Regions from separate parts of the Mus musculus genome. Here region 2 is linked to region 1. Evidence: chromatin contacts called from ENCODE Hi-C or POLR2A ChIA-PET data. All regions are on one chromosome and are shown on one strand. The core of a region is the stretch at or near the end of the contact, and the rest is flanking DNA. Distances in the headings are between cores, read along the strand shown. Region 1 holds the start of Vcan (versican). Region 2 overlaps Gm35111 (a long non-coding RNA gene).

Region 1 (3,920 bases), core at 614-3,113:
GGAACACAGATAGCGAGTCTCCACTGTGGGTGTACTTGAGGCAGTATTGCCCTGCAGCCTCGGGGGAGATTTCTTTCCCTTTCCTCGGGATCCCGAGAACACGTAGGACATGCGGAGGCGAACGTAGTTGGATCCGAGAGCAAATAGTTTAGGCTATGACATTATTTTCTTACCACTATTTCTTCTGTCTAACCCCTCTGAGCAGTCCACGCCCATTGACACCGAGAACAAACCGAGACAACCGGGATGTCCCGGGTCTGCAGGCACTAGAGAAGTCTCTGCAATGCCCACGCCTACTCAGGGCAGTAGGACTTTCTCAGCCAGGGCGTCCCCGGGGAAACCCGGCACGCACTCTCCACAACCACTCCACCAGCCCGTAAAGTTGCTCAACTCAAGTGGAGAAATGGGAGCGGATGAAGATACAGAAGGGAACAGAGGACTGCTGTAATCCAGGCGAGAAGACTGCACCAATTGGTCCCCAACTCGAGTCTCCACGCCACCTTTGTCTGGAGAATCTATGGGTCCTGGTTTGCTAGTAAAGATTGGGGGACAAGCCTTCATTTCGTTTTCCAGAGCGAGGGGGGAGATACTGCACACCCCTCCAGTTCAGGGAAAGCTTTCCCGCCCAGGAGCCTCCCAGACCTCTACGGTGTTCCAACAACCCCACCCCCATCCAATGCGCCTTCCCGGCTGGCTCGGGAGCACCACGCGCAGGACAAAAGAACACAGGGGCAACGTGAGAGAGCTTTGACAGCCCTCAAGTCATCAAAGAAAAGCAGCCCCAGGACCCTACCCAACCCCTGCCAGATAGCCTCCCACATTGCCTGAGGGGTTGGGGGAAAGGGTCATGTCCGTGCAGGTCCTGGGCCGCTAAAGTATCCTGCTGCCTTGTCAGGAGCTGCCCAGAGGTGACTTTCCAGGAACCAAAGATACTGACCACACACACGGAGCCAGGAAACCAGGTGGTCTGCCCTAAGGTGGTTTCAGGGGCTTGCATTTGGGCAAGTTTGGGGACTCTCCATTCAAACTTTTGCCTCGACCACTTTAAAGAGAACAAAATCAAGGTGTGAGGAGTCCATTCCATTCCTCCAACTCAAGATAGCAGGACTTTTCTAGGATTTCGCTACAAAATCCCTTCCCCCTATTCGGTTTGTCCTTTTCCTCTACCCCACCCCGGACTTCTTTTGTCTAGCTCTTTTTCAGCACCAAGGTCTATCTGAATTCATCTCTTTAACAAGTTACCTTCATGTTTGAAAGTGCGCACATTTTTCTAACTTCGCCTTACAGCTAGTCCTCTTGGCTTTAATTAAAGCCCTCTTCCAATTACAATGTGAGTCTTTCCCCCTACTAAGCTGGACGGTTTTCTTTTCCCAACAAGTTTTCCCTCTTTCTTTTAAATGGGGGAACAAAAGAAAAGTGATTACCTTGAAAGGCGGCTTACTGCAGTTTTCGGGGTGGAAATTCACTGCTGAGCTGTGAGAAAGGGCTCCGCGTTGCCCCGGAAGATCACATAGGAAGCGCGGTGGCCTGGGGAAGGGTGCAGCGAGTGCGGGACAGAGCTGGAGAGGAGAGAGGATGCGCTGGTAGCGGCAGATCCTTGTCCCAGCGCTTGGCCACAGCACCTAATGCTCACAGCTGCTGCGCCCGCGCTCCTTGAGTTCTTCGCCCAGAAAGGCTCGGGGCAGCTCGCCTGCAAGTTCAAATGCGGGTTGTGACACCCACCGTCATTATATCACTGTACCGTCAGAGCCGAGGAGGAGACTCAGCGAGAAGGAGGAGGGAGAGGAGGAGGAGGGTTCATTCACAGGCTCCTGAAGAGCTCCGTAGCTCAGTCACTCCAAAGAGCCCAAGCTTGGAAACAGGCGGAGGGGCGGAAAGGAGCTCCCTCAGCCTGCGGTAGGGACCGCCTGCCTCCCTGGCCAGGCACTCCCACCTCTCAGCGTTTCTTCCTGATGAGAAGTACCAATCGGCTGGGGGTGGGGGGAATCCGTGCTCCTCATTCAACGACTCGGTACCACCTCGCTGTGCAGTCTCAAACAACTGCCTTCCCACCCATCCCCACCCCACCCCCTCTTCCCCGCCCTGGGCTGCTACTTCTGAATTAGGGGAAAGGAGTCCCCAGGCTCTGCTGCGGCCAGCAAGCACAGAGCAATTAAGTATGGTCAGTCCTTAGGAGCGGACGGGACTCTATAACATCAGCCAAGAACTTGCGTATAATGTGTTTAATGCGACCACGGAGCTTGCTCGTCCCATCAGAAGAGGTGTCAGGCTCAATGCTCCTGCCAACCTGAAAGAGATACTGAGAAAGTGAGATCCCAAGCCCCAGGGAGACGCAAAAGCTTTTCGTGACTGCTCTCCCTAGGGAACTGCCCAATGGGGAGCCCGCGGCATCAGGCCCTACACAAAGACCCTGGCAATAAAGGGTTGGACAGGAAATCCCCCCAAGCAATCCCTTGTCCCATTCAAAGAGAATCCTTTCTCTGACACAAATCCGCGTCTTTCCTTAAATGTATTTCGCTTCCTTCCTTCTTCCATACCTCTGTCTTTCACAGGATATCTTGCAGAATTTTCTGCCTAACTCAGATTTCTTTGACTTACCAGTCTTTCCATGTTGTCTGGAAATGGAATCTTTCACGTTCGCAATTTTTTTTTTCCCCTACTCAGGCTTATCCATCGATGTAAACAACATCAATATAGAGAAGCACACCCTTCACTGAATCACAAAAGACTCCATTAGGACCTTAAAGAGCAAAGGGTCAAACAGTTAATACAAAGGATTTCTGACCCTCACAAAAGGGCGACTTTGAATTTTCCGTTACGTTGAAGTCTAGTATGAGTTTCTAGAGAGAGGACAAAATAAGTTCGCAAGACATGTCGAAGTAACTCTCAGGGTACTGAAACAATTACAAACTTTTCCTCCTACACCAATATGGAAATATCCTTGTAATTATTGACTCTGAATGTTTTGCTTAGAGAATGACATCAAACACAGGGCTTCAGAAACGGTAGTGATTAACGCAGAGAGTTTGTCTTTACCCTGGATTTCTTTAATTAGATTGGCTGCCAACCACAGTTCTAAAGTTGTAACCTAGACCCTTCTGCATGTGGGCTCCTTTTCTAAGGTTTGTAGATTCAATATGATCATAGATCTTAAGTGATAAACATGTGGTAGGATTATCAGTACAATTTCATCCCCCGGTGTGTATTTCATGTGTCCTTTTACTTACACTCACTGTAGTGAGTGACTTAACTGTACTACGGGCCATTTCGAAATCAGTTTGGCTTACAGTGACTTATTTAACCTTTATGCGACGATTGTACTGCCATTACTAAAACTGAAATTTCATCCCATATATTGTGCAGAATGAGAGCCACATCTTGACATCAGACTTCAGTCACTGCATTTAACATGCCAACACAACCAGGTATGGAAAGAGACTCACCCCAAGCTTGCACAGACCAGAGATGCTTATCAGAACACAGCTCTTGAATCAATAGGAATTCATTCAGAAAGAAGAAAAATAAAATATAATGAATTTCCATTATTATTTATATTCCAGGCATTGGGGTAGATAGATTTTTTCTCTGAAACGCTTCAAGTTATTATCATTAATTTATTTCTTAAATTCAAGTGAACCTAGTTTGAGTTTTACAGTTAAGTGGTTTGCCCAAGGCTACTTTGCGACAGATCATTGGCCTAAAAGCTTATCAACTCTCTGTTATCCTATTCTCCCTTCACAATACACTTGAATAAACAAGTCTACAAAGAAGTAGGGCAGAAGCAAACTAGTAATAGATTGCTACATGTTTCCCAGACATGATAATGATCAGTATTTACTGCAAGCATCATGTACACATGATGGGAAATCATAAAAAGTCATTGATTGGATACGTTTTTATTGTGAGATGTTTTACTTTGT
Region 2 (3,920 bases), core at 393-2,892, 770 kb after region 1:
TCAAATTATGAAATCTATCTACACTTCATTTTTATAAGGCACATGAAGACTGTGCTTGGTTTAAACAATTTCTTCTGACCACAGTAAGCTCTTGTGATGACCTTAACACGCACATCATAACTCACAGTTTGCAAGTGGGAACCAATGCTTCAGGTTGAGATGCTTGCAGAGAGGGATTTTTGCATTCTCTAAAGCATAAAAGTAAGCACAAAGCAAAGAGTAGCTGAGATGATTGGATGTTTGTGACACTGAGCCTTGAGGTGCTCAGATTTGGTGAAAATATTCTTCTAGTTGTGTCTGGGAGGTCAGTTCTGGATGAAATTAACATTTGGATCTGTAGACCCCCAAAAGCAATAAAGCAGTCTTCAGAGAAGATTCATCTGGCCTACTGAAAGCCTGGATGAATAGGTGAGCAAAAAGAACTCCAGAGCTCCATCTGTAAGCTGCAGCATCAGTTGCGTCTCTTAGACTCTGACTCAGACATGATATTATATCCTGAGCTCTCATGGGTTTTAGGGCTTTACACTCAGATGTGAAACCACGTCACTGTCTCCAGTCTGCAGACTCTAGGTTTGTTTGTTTTTTGTTTTGATTTTGTTTTTGTCCATTTATAAGAAAATGTCTTCCTTGGAAGCCCACGCTATTTTCAAAGTTTTGGTAATCCTCTTGCCTTGGCTTCCCAAATGCACAGATTACTGAAATGTGGCATTACATTTGTCTTTAACTACAGATCTGAAACCTCTCAGACTGCAGAATTGCACGCAACAAGCCTCTTTGACAAATCGACTGCTATGTATATCTTGTTGTCTCCATGTCTGTGGAGAAGCTGGACTAGCACAGAACATATGGAAAATAGGATAATCTTCTACATAGATATTTTCAAAGAATAGCAAGAAGCCAGTTGTGGCTATCAACCAATGTTTTAACAATACATATGCTCAGTGTTCAGATTGGAAATTTTATGTGACTTTCTACTACATCCTAAACTCCTTGGGAGGGCTGAGGAGTCTGAGGTGGTATGGGGCAAGTCCAGGAGGAAGAATATTAACCTTGTTCCTAAGACAGTCCACTTTATACAGCTTATATTCTCAAGTCCTTTAGTGCTTGATGACCACACTGAAGAAAATGAAATAAAAGCAGGATATCAGATGCAAACTAGCATTATGTATCTGACTTGCACCGCAGTGACAATGTCTACTGTATTTTCTATTCCTGTACAGAAGATGTTACTGGTCAAGAAATACCCCTTTTCTAATATTAATTTAGTCTGATAGTATTAATTTCTGATAACATATTAATTAATTCATTCAAGTTAATAACGACATGTTATTCACTATTTTCATTGCCTTTTGTTGGTTTACTTTTCCTTAAGCTTTACTTAAAGTGGCGCTGTCCTTACATGTTCCAAGCACAGAGTAAAATAGATGTATCACACAAACTACAATCTCTGTTGCTTGCTCCGTAGAGTGCCACAATTTTTTTCAACTGTAGGCTTCTATTTCTATAATGCTTATATCAGACACAAGGGAGCAAATTCTTGTTCTTGGGTGGGGGGCAGGGGTTGAATAAAGGTCTAGGTTAGCCTGCCCTCTAGTGTGGCTTACTGATTTCTGGGGAGAGAAAAAAAATGCAGCATGTCCTAGAAGCTGATTGTGCAATTCTGTTGGGTTGGCAACCTGCCATCAGCACCAGAACACTGCACAACTTCCTCCTCTTTGGGAGCTACAGGCTTCAAGCATTAGGTCACATTTGTAACCCAGTTTTGAGCAGAAACACACTCTAGACACACCCTATGCCTGCCTAAGCCAGTGTCACATGGTTATCCTTGACTGTGGCTTTTGTCATTTCCTCCCATTTAATGATAACACACAATGAAACTAAATAAAGGGACAGACTTCTTACTACAGGAACTCGGGGATTTACAGAGTGCTTCTGAGGGGAATTTGGTCTCAGAAATGGTACTGGTTTAGGCTGATCTCTCTGAAGCAGTCTGCCTATGTGTCTCCTTGGCTGGCCCTTCTGAATGTGAGGCTACAGCCAAATGGCTCTGAGGCTGCACTCCAGGATCCATGTTACCACACCAGAAGCATCTTTGAGATTTGGTTTTACTTCTTCGTTCAAATTCTGCTCAAAATTAAACTGCCTTGGAGGATAGTGTTTAAAATTTTTTGATTTATATTTAGCTACACAAAATGAGCTCCCTTTAAAAAATGAAAAACTAATTGCTATATTTGCTTAAACCTAGAAGTGCCCTGGTTATAGATCAACTCTGAAGTTATTTTAAACATGTTACTGCAATGCTAAATTTCAAACGCTTTTTCAGGATTTTGTGCATATGTTCAGTTGGGATGCTCAGAATTCCTGGCTGATGGGAATTTAACCAGTGCCTGCCTGTTCTTCCTAACCCACATACATAACATACATAACATACATGTTCTGGACTCATTTGTCTAAGAAGTGAGAGTCTTCCATTTTTAAGCACTCATAATTTAAAGAAAGTCTAGATGTTAGCCTTTACAATAATAACAAATAGAGCAATAATCTTTAAAACCACCCATAGATGTAAAATATTTTGTATGTATGTATGTGTGTGCATATATATATATTCTACAAAATATGCCTTCTTTCTGTTCTCAAATCATTAGTCTACTAAGGCTGCATGCAAGGACTAAAGTGACATAACAGCCTCTGGAGAGCACCACCATTCATCTTGGGCATCGGCATTTCCTTAAGATGAGTTCTGTCATAGTAGGCATATGGATATAATTGTGTTGTCCATTTCTTCTTGTCTGGCAGTAATACAACCAAAGCAAATATAAAGACTTGAGGGTTTAAGAATCACAATCAGATGAGTGGAAAGGAATTGAAGAGAGACAACACAAAGCAACAGACTCCTAGGCGACAAGATATACCTGTATGGCAGTTGTCCTCCATTCTGGAGCCTTCATTGTGTCATTTGTGATAAGCATGGCATGGACCAAGTGTAATCAGAGGTATCTGATTTTCATCCCCAAACTGCCTGTTCTAATTGTATCTGTCCCATTCTCACCACATCTGTGTGTTTCCATATATTTTAGATACAAAATATAACAGATTAAAGTTTGCCAGTGCAGGCACAATGTTACCCAAACACCATGTTCTCACTGGCTCTGGTTCCCATTCTAATCCACACCCTTGGCATGTTTGCCATTTGCTGTATTGATTTTTCAGCTTGTGTTCTTTGCTCAAGTCTCTGAAAGACATCATAAATGTAATCACTGTCATGAAGAGGAAAATGAAACACTGCAGACCTTGTGATTGGTGCATTGCATGTTTTTGTCACAGCATCTCAAATACACGTGAGATTCACTGATTCCCTATCAGTGGCTCCCTTTTGCCCCTCTAGTTTGCTGACATGTGATTTTCCAAGTCATTTTTAGAAATCTGAAACCTGTTAGAGATTGCAGATGCTAGGCTCTGCATGGCTGCTATCGTTTTGGCAGAGTCTGCTCTTTCAAGACAACAAAGGCAACACATAAAAATCTGCCTTCTCTGACTCTGTCCTTAAAGTCTCTGTGGATGCAGGACACTTAAAACACTTCTAGACATCCAGGTCTAGACTGGACCTTTTCTTCCTTTTTACTCAACAGAGTACAAGGGCTTTTGCCTTGGAACTCACAAGCTTATTCCCATTACCAGCTTCTACTATGAATATAGTTTTGTCACCAGTTCAATATATGTGACTCTTTTTAAATAATACTAATTATGTAGATGTCAGAGCTGGCAGTAGGAAAACCAGTTCTTGCCTGTCTACTTTGAACCCCAGCTCTGGCTAAGTCCCTTAGTCTTCATGTAACTTAACTCAACTTGTAACAAGAAGAAAAGGAAGGAGGAAAAGAAAGGAAAAGAGAAAATAAACTACAAAAGAAGTGCAGCTACAT

Evidence for each region. A loop is a pair of places that touch in the nucleus more often than their neighbours do. ChIA-PET counts read pairs that join two places held with the same protein, here RNA polymerase II (POLR2A).
Region 2: a map of heart shows a loop between it and region 1 (6-fold over the local background). The contact joins the enhancer-like site here to the promoter of Vcan in region 1. A Hi-C loop is called at or near these places in 4 of 37 maps with a recorded cell type or tissue (adrenal gland, heart and left cerebral cortex). POLR2A ChIA-PET finds 5 or more read pairs at or near these places in 1 of 5 experiments (Patski).

What each region holds. Positions count from the first base shown.
Region 1 is chr13:89,740,649-89,744,568 of GRCm38, forward strand. Vcan (versican) reads right to left here and starts at 1,864. Exons shown (of 15, transcript NM_001081249.1): 1 at 1,425-1,864. The region is part of intron 1 of Gm4117 (a long non-coding RNA gene); the gene reads left to right.
Region 2 is chr13:90,514,334-90,518,253 of GRCm38, forward strand. The region is part of intron 1 of Gm35111 (a long non-coding RNA gene); the gene reads right to left. Among named protein-coding and RNA genes, the nearest start is that of Gm35111, 33 kb to the right of the region's middle. Within about 2 kb of position 1,643, at least 2 of the 3 ENCODE cell types and tissues checked have a DNase peak (open chromatin) inside an H3K27ac peak, as active enhancers do; they include heart, where a contact is called at or near this core.